Regions from separate parts of the Homo sapiens genome. Here region 2 is linked to region 1. A link is an interaction called in ENCODE POLR2A ChIA-PET data of the cell type or tissue named here. Cell type or tissue: Panc1. All regions are shown on one strand. Links, peaks and the distances in the headings refer to the core of each region. The heading gives the core; the rest is flanking DNA. Region 1 overlaps PLEKHH2 (pleckstrin homology, MyTH4 and FERM domain containing H2). Region 2 overlaps PLEKHH2 (pleckstrin homology, MyTH4 and FERM domain containing H2).

Region 1 (8,748 bases), core at 2,801-6,800:
ATCTTAAGATGGTATAGCTATAGCCAGTTCCACATACGACATTCTGTAGCTGAGGAAGCAGGGAACGAGGAGCAGAGCCCAAGTCCAAAATGATAGTTCTCCTCTGGGCACAGAGTAATAGAAGTAAACCTCAAGAAAAACAAAAGTAACTGAGTAAGAATAAAAATAAATGCTACCAGACCTACATCTAGTGTCCTTTTATTAAGTTAAAGCAAGCCACCCTACAGACATTGGGTTGCCACATAAAATAGTCCTATTGTTGCTTAGGAAAGGTCTATAGACCTGAAAAACTATGGTTTGGAACTACTCTTTTACCCTGAATAACACATTCAATTTGGAAGTTGTTATTGTATGAGTGAATGCTACAGAGCTCCTCGGATGCATCCTTGCTGTCTGAAGCTCTTTAATTCAACCATTACTTTTAGACAAACAATTTTCCTAGGCAAGAAAAATATTGGCAAAAGGGGCAAAATCTCTTAGAGAAAGAGACCACAAAGTAGTTACAAGCAACCTACTTACCAACTGATCCTATTAAGACCAAGTTCTGTAGACAGGATTTAGCCTTCTTTGGTAATTAATATGAATAAGAGGTCTACAGAAAAGCTAAGAGGTCCACAGAAAAGCCAAGATGCCTTTTAAAACATCTCACCACAACCATATGGAAAATAGCTCACTTGTTTTTCCATTCATTTAACCAGAACCATTTAAGAATTTTAACTACTCAGAGACTGGCCAATAACAAACACCTGTGAATTCAAATTGCTTGTTAAATAAACCCTCACAAATGTGTATACACGGATAGCCTCCAGTGTGGAATGCTTCCTGTTTTTAGGCTACTTTGCTTCTTTACTTCTAGGAGAACCTCTGATTGTATCCACCCACCTCAGCACACTCCTCACCCACTTCTCCCAAACCTTCTTGATCCCAAGGTCCCTAAACTCCTGTTCAGCAAAGGGTTAACTCAGTAGACTTGGGGTGTACAGATCCTCCACATTCCAAAGAAAGGACTGGTCCTTCACTGGCTCTTGGGAGACAACCTCTGATGCCCTGGAATATCTTGACTGTTAAGGCTGCCTTTGTATTAATATAAGTGAGATCTTGGGCCACACCACATAGTTTATGCTAATGGTCTGACTTATGGTGAGTGCCTGTTTTTGTGTTCACCTGGGGCCCTGGGCCAAAATTTATCAGTTTGACCTCTGGGTGGGCTGGAGACTGACTAAGATCAGTCAGGTGGATATTTCAGACCTACATGACTGACCTCTAATAAAAATCCTGGACACCAAGGCTTGAGTAAGCTTATTTGTTGGCAATGTTTCATACATGTTGTCACACATTGATGGGAGGATTAAGTGCATCCCTGTGCAACCCCACAGCAGAAAGACAACTGGAAGCTCATACCTGATTTCTCCTGGACACCACTCTATGTGCCCTTTTCCTTTGTTGATTTTAATCTGTATCTTTTCACTGTAATAAACGGTGACCATGAGCAAAACAGCTTTTCTGGGTCCCATGAGTTATTCTAGCAAATCACTGAACCCAAGAGTACTGTTGGGGATCCCAATACAGCTTCCAGGGCTATTTTCCATAGGAGAAAGCAGGAGCTGCAAATATTACTCCCATTGTAATTATTCATATCATTATTTCCTTCTTCCCATTTCTAACCTCATTCCTGTCCACTATACATAATCAAGATGTGACTGTATTTTTAAGAGGGGGTTGCAAGTTTCTATTTCTATATATAAATTGCTGTGGCATGACAAAGATTCCTGATTGTTTCCAAATAGAATGACAAAAGAAATTGTTTAGAGTATTTTAAATCCCAGACTACTTTCCAGTTACTTAAAATTTACTTGTTGATTTGTTTAGATTTGTTTAGATTGTTTAGATTCATACAATAACAACTTCCTTATAGATTCTGGATATTAGACCATTGTTGGATGCATAGTTGGTGAATATTTTCTCCTATTCTGTAGGCTGTATGTTTACTCTATTGATAGTTTCTTTTGCTGTGCAGAAGCTATGGGCAAAGGACATGAACAGACACTTCTCAAAAGAAAACACAGGCTGGGTGTGGTGGCTCATGCCTGTAGTCCCAACACTTTGGGAGGCCGAGGAGGGAGGACAGCTTGAGCCCAGGAGTTTGAGGCCAGCCTGGGCAAAAGAGTGGGAACGCATCTCTACAAAAAAAATTCTAAAATATTAGCTGAGTATAGTGGCATATGCCTGTGGTCCCAGCTACTCAAAAGGCCGAAGTGGGAGAATCACTTGAGCCTGAGAGGTCAAGGCTGCAGAGAGCCATGATCATGCTGCTGCACTCCAGCCTGGGCAACAGAGGAAGACCCTGTCTTGAAAAAAAAATAATTAAATAAAACAAAAGAAGATATACAGGCAGCCAAGAAACATATGAAAAAATGCTCATCATTGCTAATCACCAGAGAAATGCAAATCAAACAATAATGAGATACCATTTCACACCAGTCAGAATGGCTATTATTAAAAAAGTAAAAAATAACAGATGCTGGCAATGCTGTGGAGAAATGGGAACACTTATACACTGTTGGTGGGAATGTAAATTAGTTCAGCCACTATAAAAAGCAGTCAGAGGTTTCTCAAAGAAACAGAAGTACCATTTGACCCAGCAATCCAGTTACTGGGTATATAGTCAAAGGAAAATAAATCGTTCTACCAAAAAGACACATGCACTTCTATGTTTATCACAGTGCAATTCGCAATAGCAAAGACATGGAATCAACCAAGGTGCCCATCAATGGTGAGTTAGATAAAGAAAATGTGGTACATACACACCAGGGAACACTACACTGCCATAAAAAAGAATGAGATCATGTCCTTTGTAGCAACATGGATGCAACTGGAGGTCATTATCCTAAGAGAATTAATGCAGGAACTGAAAACTAAATACCACATGCTCTCACTTATAAGTGGGAGCTAAACATTAAATACACAAGGGCATAAAGATAGGGACAACAGACACTGAGGACTATGAGACAGGGAGCAAGAGACGGAGACATGGGCTGAAAAACTATTGGGTACTATGTTCACTGCCTGGGAGATGGAATCATCCATATCCCAAACCTCAGCATCACGTAATATAACCATGTAGCAAACCTGCACATGTACCCTCTGAGTCTAAAATAACAGTTAAAATTATTTTAAAATATAAATATATATAGAGAGAAGGGGGGACATGGCCAGATATAAGGCTGTAAATAAGGAGAGGGACACACGGATCTTTGCATGTCATGCTACACTACTTGGATGGGATCTCATAAGAAAGGGAAGGCCATATGTTTATAAAATATCTTTTTAAAGCTTCTTAGAAAACTTGAACTCAAGAATGTGTCAAAATTTACTGACATGTTATCAGTGAAATCAGCAAGTTGATTATAATTTTTATATGTTTAATGCAAATTAATTAATCATTCTAATCACATTTACAACACAATTATTTTGGCATAGTACTCCATGATTATAAAGTAGGATTCTTCTTGCAGAAGTTGAAAAGCAAGATCATTAAATAATTTGCTTTCCATATAATGAAGGGTGGGCCTCATATAGCAAAGCATTGCAATGTAATATCCATTACAAGGTCATGGATATTAGAATGACTGAGCAGTATTGATTTATTAAGAGTCAAAAATGACTTCAGGCCGGGCACAGTGGCTCACGCCTGAAATCCCAACACTTTGGGAGGCCAAGGCAGGGGGATCACCTGAGGTCAGGAGTTTGAGACCAGCCTGACCAACATGATGAAACACCGTCTCTACTATAAATACAAAAATTAGCCAGGTGTGGTGGCATGCACCTGTATTCCCAGCTACTCGGGAGGTGGAGGCAGGAGAAATGCTTGAACCCGGGAGGCAGAGGCTGCGGTGAGCCAGGATCATGCCACTGCACTCCAGCCTGGGCGACAGAGCAAGACTCAGTCTCAAAAAAGAAGAAGAAGAAGAAAGAAGAAGAAGAAGAGGAAGAGGAAGAAGGAAGAGGAAGAAGGAAGAAGAAAAAGAAGGAGAAGGAAGAAGAAGAGGAAGAAGAAGAAGAACTAACTTTACAGAAAGGGAAGATTAGCTCATGTGTTAGAATGGTCAGAGGCAACTTTAAATGTAGCTGCTACCATGCCTGAATCAAACACAGGCAAGGGATCAAGCCCAAAAGGATAAAATAAAAAGACACATACTTTTATAGGGGAATAATCTACCCCAGTTGGTCAGCATAAATAAATGTAATATATTAAGGTATCCACCTAATTAGATACTTGGGAATGAATCCCATATGTCAGTATTTTCCAAATATGCTCTTTGCTGCTTTTCTATCTCACAGGAGTACTCATAAGTAGAACTGGGTTGATTTGATCACATTGCTTCCAAACTTGTGAACAACAATAATAAAGATGCACTAGGGCCAGGCGTGGGTGGTGGCTCATGCCGGTAATCCCAGCACTTTGGAAGGCTGAGGCTGGAGGATTGCTTGAGCTGACAAGTTCGAGACTAATCTGGGTAATGTGGTGAGACATCGTCTCTACAAAAAAAAAAAAAAAAGGTTAAAAAACATTAACTGGGTGTGGTGGCACATGCCTGCAGCCCTAGCTACTCCAGAGGCTGAGGTGGGAGGATTGCTTGAGCACAGGAAACAGAAGTTGCAGTGAGCTGAGATCGCATCACTGCACTCCAGCCTGGATGACAGAGCAAGACCCTGTCTCAAAAGACAAACAAACAAAAAAAAGATGTACTAGAACATTAAGTATAAAGATCACCAAGATTTATCTGGCAATAAAATATTTATCTGTGACTTTTTTTCTGCAGACAATTTAGTTAATTGTTACAGAAGTGATGCCATTCATTGATAAACAAAGGGAAAAATGTACAAAGCTAAACTATAGAGTTGCACTGGCTTTAGCTGAGTACTGCTTTTAGTGGCAAAATATTCCTTTTTGGTTAAGATAAATACAGTTGTTTGAGTCTTAGGACATGGTTGAATGAGAAAAGGCAAGCTGATTTCAGCAACATAAACATCAGATAGGCCACAGTCCCATGGAAATTGTTAAAGATGGCGAAGGATTCAGTTACTCTAAGTTATTAACACTTAGTCTTGCAAAGGCCAAAAAAGGTGACTTCATCAGTGCATGAGAATTCATCTGCTGTCTGTATTTCCTGTCGACTTTTAGATTATGAAGTAATTGTAAAGAAAAAAAGTCCTTCTGAAGTGTAACAAAATATGCAGTAAATAAATTTAAAGTGTTGTGACAAAAAGAAATGCCTACAGGTTTTGCTAACACATGGAAACTCTGAGAGATTTGTAATTCTCTCTCTTTTTTTTTTTTTTTTTGGTAATGGGAGTAGCAGTATGTCTAAAATAACCAATCCTGGTGTATTTTTGCTTAAAGATATAGCACATAGAATTAAATAACTTTATACCCAACATCCTCAAAGAACAACTTCAAAGGAGAGAAGTCCTTCCTGTCAAACTTACCAAGACCAGTGGTTGGCCCTGATGGCAACAAACCTCTGTGGTTTGCTTCCCTTGAATCGGGAACAAGGATCCTTTTTTAAAGACTCCTCACTGGATCTCATAAGACCCAAGGAATTGGGGTGGGGCAGGGGTCGGTGGGGGGCGGGTGTAGATAGTTGAAAATCACAAATAAAAAATACTTAATTTAGTTTAATTTTCAAAAACAAACAAATTTGCCACATATTATGAATTAAGAATTTTAAATTAAGGCAAAACAAAACCATCCTCAATTTTTTTCTCTTTTTCCCATAATATGGGCAGTTAAAGGAGAGAAAGGAAGGGAAGGGAAAGATAGGGAAGAACAGATAGATTACATATAGAGACATATAGACACAGCCAGGGTACAGAGGTAAAGAAAGATGCTACTAGGAAGGCCAAAGTCAGAAAACACAAGACAATGAAGGAAAAAGAAGGGAAGGGAAAGGAAGGGGAAAAGAAGGGAAGGAGAAAAGAAGGAAAAGGAAGGGGAGTATAGTATCATATCCTATATGATACTATAGAAGAGGATACACAGCATTATACATTTGTCAAAATCCATAGAACATAAAACACCAAGAGTAAACACTAATGTAAACTATGGGATTTGGGTAACAATGATGTGTCAGTGTTGGTTCATCAGTTGTAATAAATGTACCACTCTGGTGTTGGATGCTGATGGTGAAGAAAGCTTGAATGTGTGTTGGAGGGGAGAGGATATATGAAAGCTCTGTACTTCATACACCATCAATTTTGCTGTAAATCTGAAACTGCTCTAAAAATTAAAGTCTGTTTTTAAAAAAGCAATAACCTCCCTGATGAAATCATTGATTTAAACAAGGTAATCAATGGCTGCTAATATCACCAAAAAAAAAAGAGAGAGAGAGAGATAACTAGACATCCACCTCCTGGTGGAGGTCAACAATATCACCCAAGAAGTAGTCTTGAAAAAAGAGAAAGAAAAGTCAAATTTTTAGATCTAACTATATTTTACAGGAAATATAGGGGAAGAGGAGCTTGTTAAATCACATCATAGGTATGCAATAGGCAAACTCCAGAATGTGGAAAGCTTTAGAGAACAAATTAACCCATACAAATAAGTTGAAAGAAAAAAGGAAAAAAGACCCTATAAATTAAAAGAGTTTAAGAATCAAATGAAATGTATCAATCTAGTTTAGATCCCAATTTGAACAAACTAACTATTAAAAACAAAAAAAAAGAGGGCCGGGCGAGGTGGCTCACACCTGTAACACCAGCACTCTGGGAGGCCAAGGTGGGCGGATCACCTGAAATCAGGAGTTTGAGACCAGCCCGACCAACATAGAGAAATCCCATCTCTACTAAAAATACAAAATGAGCTAGGCGTGGATGCCTGTAATCCCAGCTACTCGGGAGGCTGAGGCAGGAGAATGGCTTGAACGTGGGAGGCGGAGGTTGTGGTGAGCCAAGATCGTGCCATTGCACTCCAGCCTGGGCAACAAGAGCAAAACTCCATCTCAAAAAAAAAAAAAAAAAAAAGGGTATATAAATAAAAGAATTAAAAAGGGGTACTCAAACAAATATATGTACGTTCTTAACAGCACTAGTCACAATAGTCAAAAGATGAAAAGGTAGAATAGGTAGGGCACAGGAGACATCGAGGGCAGTGAAAGTCCATAAAAAGACAATGTCCATAAAAAGTCAAATGGATAAACAAATTGTGTGTGTGTGTGTGTGTGTGTATATATGGAACATTATTCAGCCATAATGAGGAATAAAGCATGACACATGCTACAACGTGGATAAATATCAAAAACATTCTGCTAAATGAAAGAAGCCAGACACTAAAGATCAAATAGTATATAAATCCATTTATATGAAATATCCAGAATAGGTAAATCCATAGCAACAGAAAGCAGATTGGTGGTTGCCAGGGGCTAGTGGGAGGGGGAAATGGGACTAAATGCTTAATGAATAAGGTTTCCTTTTGAGATGAGTTTCCTTTCGACATTTTGGAACTAGATAAAGGTGATGATTGTACACAACACTGAAATGTTCATTTAAAAATGTTAATTTTGGCTGGGCACGGTGGCTCATGCCTGTAATCCCAGCACTTTGGGAGGCCAAGGGGGGCAAATCACAAGGTCAGGAGTTCGAGACCAGCCTGGCCAACATGGTGAAACCCCATCTCTCTAAAAATACAAAAAATTAGCCAGGCGTGGTGGTGGGTGCCTATAGTCCCAGCTACTCGGGAGGCTGAGGCAGGAGAATCGCTTGAACTCAGGAGGTGGAGGTGGCAGTGAGCTGAGATGGCACCACTGCACTCCAGCCCAGGTGACAGAGTGAGACTGTCTCAAAAAAAAAAGTTAATTTTATGTTATGTGAATTCCACTTTGATTAAAGAACAAAACACAGAAGCAATTATTAGCTATTTGGAAAAATCTGAATACTGACTAGATCTTTGATATACTGAAGAATTACTGGTAATTTTTTGGTGTGATGATGGTATTGTGGTTATGATTTTTAAGGGTGTTTGGTTTCAGATTAGTATAGTATATAATAATGGATGAAATTATACCATGTCTGGGATTTGCTTTTCAATAGTCCAGTGTGAGGGGGGCAGGGGAAGTGGGTGGAGGTACAGATGAGGCATGACTTGACTAATTGTTGAAGTGGGTGATGCGGGTTCACTATACTATTTTCTCTACTCTTGTATGTGCTTAAAGTCTTGCCTAATAAAGTTGTAAGATTTCCTTTTCAAGCATAATTAAAAAAATCAAAGATTAGGCTACATTGGGCTTATTTAGAAATCTATTAGGCACTTACTCTACCCTATAAAATTAAAACTTTCATGTATCTGCTGAATCTAAAATAAAAATTGAGGGTGATGGGGCCTGGTGGGGAGAGGGTCCAGAGTAGGCTCTCAGACCCGAAACTGAATGGGGTGTCTGGGGCATCAGGGAGCTCCCTTGCCTGGCCCTCAGTGGCCTGATGGAGTAAGAGCGTTTGGTTGAGTGATTCAGATCTGGTCACTATGGTAGGAGAACAAAAATGCATATTGTGTCATATCGTGTACAGCTCCAAAAAGAGGCACTAGTCATGAGTGCCGAAGGTGCGGGCCCACAGAAGTGAGTCTTTCTGCATACGCAAAGCACATTTCTGGCCAGCTGCACAAAGATAACGTTGATGCCCAGGAAAGAGAAGATGATGGAAAAGGAGAGGAAGAGGAAGAAGATTATTTTGACAAGGAACTCATTCAATTAA
Region 2 (8,696 bases), core at 1,259-5,258, 74 kb before region 1:
AAAAAATAATCATTTCATGAATGTAACCATGATCACAATTTAGTCATGGTATCAAGATTTTTCTCATACACAATAAACGACCTGTCTTATCTTGTTTTAAAAGGTTAAATTATAATCATAGCTGTATTTGTAAAATGACTGTTCATGACATAGTATTAGGAAGAATGTTTCCTGGGTAAGAGAAAAATCAGATTAAGATATCATTACTTTCTGTTTACGGTACACTGAGCAATGGAAACAGTTGACTTAATGCAAAACTTGAGCGTTTAAACTTACCATGGAGTTGTATTCTAAGAGGCTTAAACCATCCTCATGTACAGCCAGCCACAAGAAAGTACTTCCAAGTGATGATGGAGTTATGGGCTATGAAGAGGTGAAAATACACTATATTATAAATACTAAGCAAAATTACAGGAATATTTTTCAGTCTAAATGTCATGTAACATTTGCCATTAAACAACAATAATAACAACAAAAATTTATTAAAAATCTCGCCTAGGAAAGAGGCAGGGTGGTATACCGGAGCTAAGAGTGAATTCGATATTAGGAGACCTAGCTTTGAGACCCAAACCTGCCATATATTAATGTATGCATTTGGATAAACTACTGAATCTGTTTGAGGCTCAATTTCCTCATCTTTAGCATAGGAACAATAATGTTTATATTTTACTTTTCTTCTGCGTTAAGACGTTAATAGTCAACAAGTTTTTAGGGTTTCTATGATGACCAAAATCCTAATGAAGCAAAATATACTGATATGCTTGATAAGTTGTGTAGTGCTATTACAAGGTAAAAGATTATTATTATAATTGCACACCTTTCCTGAAAGTTTATTAAATCTGATATTCAATGTGTAATAAAAACACAATAACAAGAAAATATGAAACTGTGTAATCAATAGTAATGAGAAATATGAAAATTTCCACCGAATTTTTTATTGTAAAAGCTACGAAATTGACTGGGTGTTGTGGCTCTCGCCTGTAATCCTAGCACCTTGGGAAGCCGAGGTGGGTGGATCATCTGAGGCCAGGAGTTCGAGACCAGCCTGTGCAACATGACGAAACCCCATCTCTGCCAAAGACACAAAAATCAGCTGGGCATGGTGGTGCACGCCTGTAATCCGATCTACTTGGGAGGCTGAGACAGGAGAACAGCTGGAACCTGGGAGGCGCAGGCTGCAGTGAGCTGAGATAGTGCCACTGCACTCCAGCCTGTGTGACAGAGTGAGACTTCATCTAAAAAAAAAAAAAAAAAAAGCTAAAAGCTACTCCTGGTTCTCATAGAAAAAAAAAGCTATGAAATTATATTAATAAAAAGAATCTCCTACCACTAGAACCCAACTGAAACCCATGAATGTTTTTGAGCAATTAATGATGCTTGTTTGGTTCCATTAACAAATGAAATCCTAAAAAAAATCTTAACTATTTCCCTTAAATTTTACAAAACAATGTCAAGACTATAGATATAAAACTGGAATGAATGTTGGGTTATTTTATATAATAAAACTTGCTAGCATCTCATATATACAAAACCCTGAGTTAGAAACTGTCTACTGAGGGCTGATTTGCAAAGGATAGGGAGAATTCAATTCAAAAGGATGCCCTTCAACTCTAGTGTCCACTGACAGGTGAATGGATAAACAAAATGTGGTATATATATACCTACAGTGGAATGTTATTCTGCCTCAAAAGGGAAGGAAATTTTGACACATGTTACAACATGGATGAACCTTGAAGACATTACACTAAGTGAAATAAGCCAATAACAAAAGCACAAATATTATATGATTTCTCTTACCTGAAGTTCCTAAAGTAGTCAAATGCATAGAGACAGAAAGTAGAGTGGCAGTTGCCAGGGCTGGGAGGAGGAGGGAGGACTGGGGAGTTAGGTACAGTTTCAGTTTGGGAAAATAAAAAAGTGTTTAGATGAATGGTGGTGACAGCAACACAACAATGAGAATGTACTTAATGCCACAGAACTATACACTTAAAAATGGTTACAATGGGCCAGATGCGGTGGCTCACGCCTGTAATCCCAGCACTTTGGGAGGCCGAGGCGGGTGGATCACTTCAGATCAGGAGTTCGAGACTAGTCTGGCCAAAATGGTGAAACCCTGTCTCTACCAAAAATATAAAAATTAGCTGAGCGTGGTGGTGTGCGCCTGTAATCCCAGCTACTTGGAAGGCTGAAGCGTGAGAATCGCTTGAACCTGGGAGGCGGAGGTTGCAGTGAGTCAAGATTGCACCACTGCACTCCAGTCTGGGTGACAGAGTGAGACTCCGTCTCAAAAAAAAAAAAAAAAAAAAAGGTTAAAGGGTAAATTTCATTATGTGTATTTTACCACACACAGAAAACAGGATGCCATGAAGCAACAAAGGAGGTGTCGCTTGTTATAAAGAAAGAAAAGTGAGCAAAAAAGATGCTTGTCACGTAATTTGAAAAGCAATATTATTATTTAATAATATTTTGTGCCAGCAAGCACATTTTATCAGAACAGAAAAGGGTATTTAATATTACTTCCAATGCTGAAGTTAGAATTAAAATCCATGCTGCTCTACAGTTCAAATCTATTCCTTGTAATTTTAAAAAGTAACGTTCAACTTCCCGTAAGTACATTAATTTTATAGATGTTTAAGAATACTAACTTTATCATCTTTTTCTTAATTAGTATACAGCTTTCAGTTCCACTAGAAAAAAATTAATTCTCACCTATCAATAATATAGTCACTCATAGAATCAGAGTTAGAAGATACCTTAGATTTTACTTTTCTAATCTAAGTATTTCATTAACAGATGAGGAAAAGTGAGGTCCAGAGAGGTAACCTGACTTGCCCAAAGTTGCACAGCTATTCAGCAATATTTATTAAGTGATAATTATTAATTACGTGCAAAGCACTACAGTAGGTACAAGAGGAAGATTTTAGGATCAGTGAGTTTATAGTTTCAAGGAGCATGCAATTTAATAGTGAGTATAAAACAAACACACAGAAAAATATAACACAAGGCAAGATGTATCTTAAGAGCCTGAGAAAGTACAAAGAGACATGTTTCAACAGAAAGAAAAGGAATCAAAAGGCATAATTTTTCCCTTGGGGAAAGGGCTGGCCATCCCTGGGCAGGGTGGGTCTCCTTCCTCAGTGTTCCTGCAGCAGTCTGTTCATGTGACTCATAGTGATATTTGCCATACAGTGGTTTGTTTATAGGCCTGTTGTTACAAAGTAAAATAGTCCTGGAAGTTCATGTACAATCCATCTGAAACAATAGGTTATGTATCCCTAGAGCTTAGCTCAATGTTTAGCAGACAGAACTTAGTAAATACTAATGAGCAAATGAGTGACAGAGTAAACATGTGCATGGATGAATGAATGAACAGAAGAATGCAGAGTTCAGCTGTGGTTTAGGACTCATGATTCACCTAATGAGTCCAAGAAATGATTTAGGGTGGGAAAAGTTGGGCAGAGAGGAAAAGATAGAGAAGCTTTTCTGCCCTTTCTCTAGTGTCTCTTCATTGTTTTCTTTACATTATTGGATATTTCTTCATTTTTTACAAAAGCCAAGGATACTAAGTCTGGGGTAAATCTGGTCAACTATGTACACAAAGGTTTTCATTATGCATCTCTCTCCCATTCTTTCTTACTTTTGCAAGAAACAACTTGGCACCAAAGAATGGCCACTTCCTGGCTACTGTCAAATAAATGCGCACACAGTCAGCAGCACTGTGTCCCCGGAGGGCCATCCATCTGGTTGAAAGTCGCTGGCAAAGCTGCCTAAAAAAAAAGAAAAGAACAAAAACAAAAACACTAAAGCAAAAACATAAACAGTGTGTCATAGTCTTAAGATAAAACTCTCCTTGAGCCAATCCTAAGCATAACTGTGATCCCTAGGCATAACCCAGGTAAAGATTTTGTGACTCTCATCACACCACTGTCCATCACTTGTCCTTTCTGGAATATTCCTTTCACCAAATTCTCATACTATTCGTGTTTTCGGCATGAACTAGGTACCCACAGCAGGTCCATTTTTAAAATCTGAATATCTACCATCAAAACTTAGCGTAAATTAGTTTAAAAGATAATTTCTCATGGGAATATTTTCATTTTAAAAGAAAAGTACAGGCCCGGTGCAGTGGCTCACGCCTGTAATCCCAGCACGTTGGGAGGCCGAGGCGGGAGGATCACCTGGGGTCAGGTGTTTAAGACCAGCCTGGCCAACGTGGTGAAACCCCGTCTCTACTAAAAATACAAAAATAAGCCAGGCATGATGGCGGGTGCCTGTAATCCCAGCTACTCGGGAGGCTGAGGTGGGAGAATCACTTGAACCCGGGAGGTGGAGGTTGCAGCGAGCCGAGATCACCCCATTGCACTACAGCCTGGGTGGCAGAGCAAGACTCTGTCTTAAACAAAAACAAAAACAAGTAGTAGAGCCCAAAGATGAATCCCTGATGGTAGAATTTTAGGTCCTCCCACCCCTGGCTTGGAGAGATGTTAGATGCAAGGTGAAACTTGTCAAATCAAATTACAAAGGCAAGCACTTATTCTACATAGACAAAAGGCTGATCTTAAATGTTTCTATTTTGGAAAAGCTCACGATAAATTGGATTTGCCTCTATTTCTAAATCTAATCAGCTTCTCTTTATATATTCTCTGAAATTGAAACTCCAAATTGAGGTAAATTAGAAACTTTTATATTAAAAAGTCTTTTGTAAGAAGATAGTTTATTTTTATTTCAACTTATTCATAATAGAATATACAAAATATAATTTTTTGGTATGTACTTCATAAAATTAAACATATTATTGGCCAATTTTTTTCTCTTATTTATTATCAGGGTTGTTCTGGACAAGAATGAAAAAGATCAATTAAAAAGTACATCTAAAGCCTTTTTTTTTAATTAAAGAAAGTTTAAATATAGATTCTAAAGCTTCTGGGCTTATCTTAAATAAAAATATTGGCTGGGCACAGTGGCTCACGCCTCTAATCCCAGCACTTTGGGAGGCTGAGACAGGCAGTTCATGAGGTCAGGAGATCGAGACCATCCTGGCTAACACGGTGAAACCCCATCTCTACTAAAAATACAATAAATTAGCTGGGTGTGGTGGCGGGCGCCTGTAGTCCCAGCTACTTGGGAGGCTGAGGCATGAGAATGGCTGTACCCGGGAGGCGGAGCTTGCAGTGAGCCGAGATTGGGCCACTGCACTCCAGCCTGGGCGACAGAGCGAGACTCCGTCTCAAAAAAAAAAAAAAAGAAAGAAAAAAAATCTATAATCTCCTGTGGCTCAATCATGTTAAAAAAATCTTGAGAAAGCTGTCCAAATGTTTTTCACCTTTAAAATTTGAACACAAAAATATTACCAAAAAACTAGTATGACCCTACCCTATAAAGAGTTACAAAGATTTCCTTACCTTAACTGCTCTTCAGAACAGCCATCTCTATACCTTTTAGGATAAAATTTCTCTATGACTTGCTTTAGAGTTTGATTCACTTTGCACTGATTGGTAACATGCCCTGCTGGAGTTGAGAAAGGTCTTTCAAAATCTCCAATCTCTACCTAATTGGAAATCCACAAAAGTGAAAATATATTGAAAAGAGTTTTAAGACAGAAAATCAGTTAGTTTTATTTTTTCTAAACATTCTTTTTTAACACATAATACATAAATCTATTTGTCATGATTATGTGATTATGAACTTCATAATCATATGTAGGAATTTTTATAAATTACATTTGAATTATAATTTTTTTTTTGAGACGGAGTCTCACTCTGTCACCCAGGCTCATTGCAACCTCTGCCTCCCAGGTTCAATTGATTCTCCTGCCTCAGCCTCCTGAATAGCTGGGACTACAGGCATATACCACCACGCTTGGCTAATTTTTGTGCTTTTTGTAGAGACGGGGGTTTCACCATGTTGGCCAGGCTGGTCTCGAACTCCTGACCTCAAGTGATCCGCCTACCTTGGCCTACCAAAGTGTTGGGATTGCAAGCGTGAGCCAGAGCCACCGCCTGGCTTGAATTCTAATTTTGAAAAAAATCTGTAATTTAAACATTTGAGTTCCATTTCTACATTAACCTTCCTAGTTTACTATCACCATCTAGTAGTACTTGCTAAAGGTCACTACTTTGTTATTGTCTGCAAGGACAATTTTTCATTTTTAAGGCACTATTTTAATTGCTGATAATAAGATGAAATAGATGTTAAAAATAAAAGGCAACAGACGGGTGTGGTGGCAGGCACCTGTAATCCCAGCTACTCGGGAGGCTGAGGCAGAAGAATCGCTTGAACCCAGGAGGCGGAGGTTGCAGTCAGCCGAGATCATGCCATTGCCCAGCCTGGGTGACAGAGCAAGACTCCATCTCAAAAAAAAAAGTTATAAGAAATTTCAAAAAACTATTAGTTGGACTTTTTGAGGGTCTCTCCTGAATGTAATGGGAGCAAGAACCATATTCTCATTACTTTGTTCCTAGATTTTCTCCATGTTATTGTGTTCATACTCTCATTCTACTAGCATTAATCCCGGGAATAGAGTCCTTCCCAGGATATACAGTTGTGTTCGGAACCACAATTTATACTTTATTGGAGCATGAAGTTCAAGGTAGGGAGTATTAAGGGAATGTTGAGGCTGGAGGGGCAGGCAGAGTTCAGATCTTGAAAGTCCTTGCATGTAAAAAAGGAATGACAGAGCTAGATTCACATTTTTGCTGTATCTCTATCCCAGTTACTAGTGCTGCCTAATAAAGCTCCATGCACAGGTGACATTGTGCCAGTTTCCAGGCTCAGCCCTTAAGAAAACAGCAGTTTCCACTTCTTGTCTATCTTCTGGGACATTGTTGCTGTCACCCATTCACCATTCTTGGAGGAAGCACAAGCAGTCATATACATGAAGAGACCACGTGTAAGGTGCTCCAGCTGACAGTCCCAGCAGAAGTCCCCACAAACAGCCGGCATCAATCAGCCACCAGACATGACTGAAGGAGCCTTCAAATGATTCCAGCCCTCAGCCATAGAGTGACAACTGGCTCTCAAGCTATGTCAGCTGATACCACCGGAAGCAGAGACACACACTGTCCCTTCACATCCCTGCCCAAATTACTGTCTTAAGTAGCTGAGTTTTGGAGTCATTAGTTATGTAGCAATAGATAAGTGGAAAAAATCCCTCTAGCATTTGTGTGAAGGATAAATTTGTGAGGGACCAGACCAGAGAAAGGCACACTACTTAGGAGCCTGCTGCAGGACAGCAGGCAGTATGAGACAATGATCCGAACCTTAGCAACAGAAGTCAGCATACAGAGGAGAGAACAGACTAAAACATCCCTAAGAGTTCACATTCGCAGGATGTGGTGACTGGTGGAAAAGGGCCAAAGTGAGGGAAGAGTCATGATAATTCCCAGGTGTGAAGCTTGTTTGGGGGACCGGGTGGAGGCAGTATCATAAAGAGGAGACAGAATGTGAACACAGAGGAGGGACGATGATTAGTTTGGTTTTCAATATGCTGATTTTGGCTGGGCGCGGTGGCTCACGCCTGTAATCCTAGCACTTTGGGAGGCCAAGGCAGGTGGATCACTTGAGGTCAGGAGTTCGAGACTAGCCTGGCCAACATGGTGAAACCCCGTCTCTACTAAAAATACGAAAATTAGCAGAGCATGGTGGTGAGTGCCTATAATTCCAGCTACTAGGGAGGCTGAGGCAGGAGAATCGCTTGAACCCGGGAGGTGGGGGTTACAGTGAGCCAAGATTGTGCCACTTCACTCCAGCTTGGGCAAAAGAGGGAAACTCTGTCTCAAAAAAAAAAAAAAAAAAAAAGTTGATTTTAAGGAGCCCATAAAAAAACTACGAACTGAAGAAAAAAGATCTGGGAAACACTGGCATAGGTGGTGCATAGAATAAAAAGAATGATTGAGATGTCCTGGGACAGAGTGTAGCGTGAAGAGCCATAGGCCAAAGACCCTGGGGAATCTAAGCCTTGGTCCAGATGCCATATGGCAGAGTTGCTTTAACATTTTCCTTAATTAACCTAGGCAAAGACTTGGGTGTGGTTGAGACTATGGGTTGCATCTTATGACCATTCTCTCCTTCTTAAGAAAAACCTTAAATTTAGCTGGGCACACTGCCACCCCGCTGAGACCACATTCCCCGGACTCCCTGGTAGGTAGTAGGCAAGGCCATGTGACTAAATTCTGATGGGAGAGACATGAATGGAGGCGTTCTATGCAGCTGCTGAGAAGTTTTCTCAAGTGCGGGAGAGCATGCCCTTTTCAGCCCTTCCCCCACCCTGAAGCCCGGAACACTGACATTAGCTGGCACTCTGGCAGACTCCCAGGACCATGGTGATGACACCCTAGGGATGGCAGAAGAGAGAACAGGATAAAGCCCATGACCCTAATGGCTTCACAGAGGTGCCAGGATGCCTCGCTCTCTATGTGAGCGCTAAATATACTTCTATTCTGATTAAGTCAGTATTAATTTTGTGTGTGTGTGTGTGTGTGTGTGTGTGTGTGTGTGTGTGTAGAAGATTGAACTTAATCCTAGCTGATACAATAGGCAAATAAAAGAAAGTGCTCTAGCCTTTTCAAGGACTTACTCCTATTAGACTACCAAGCGATTTCAGCATGACATCTTCAAGCCCACAGCTCTACACTCCAATTCCTTTATTAAATACAAAGCCTAGAGATATATTTTCAAAATAATTAAGAAACTGGGTT

Evidence for each region. Peaks named below come from ENCODE experiments on the same cell type or tissue, not always from the same donor. Only the 100,000 strongest peaks of a DNase experiment are listed, where the experiment ranks them.
Region 2: POLR2A ChIA-PET joins it to region 1 with 8 read pairs; 4 of 35 experiments call an interaction of 5 or more read pairs at or near these places.

The regions. Positions count from the first base shown.
Region 1 is chr2:43,681,418-43,690,165 of GRCh38, reverse strand. The region is part of intron 3 of PLEKHH2 (pleckstrin homology, MyTH4 and FERM domain containing H2); the gene reads right to left. It also overlaps the pseudogene LOC100421122. Among named protein-coding and RNA genes, the nearest start is that of C1GALT1C1L, 9.4 kb to the right of the region's middle. In Panc1, for the core only: no CTCF peak of the experiment used is centred there; no DNase peak of the experiment used is centred there.
Region 2 is chr2:43,753,971-43,762,666 of GRCh38, reverse strand. It overlaps PLEKHH2 (pleckstrin homology, MyTH4 and FERM domain containing H2), which reads right to left. Exons shown (of 30, transcript NM_172069.4): 26 at 5,403-5,548; 27 at 3,638-3,767; 28 at 277-363. Among named protein-coding and RNA genes, the nearest start is that of DYNC2LI1, 16 kb to the left of the region's middle. In Panc1, for the core only: no CTCF peak of the experiment used is centred there; DNase peaks (open chromatin) are centred at 3,316 and 3,686; H3K27ac peaks cover 2,375 bases.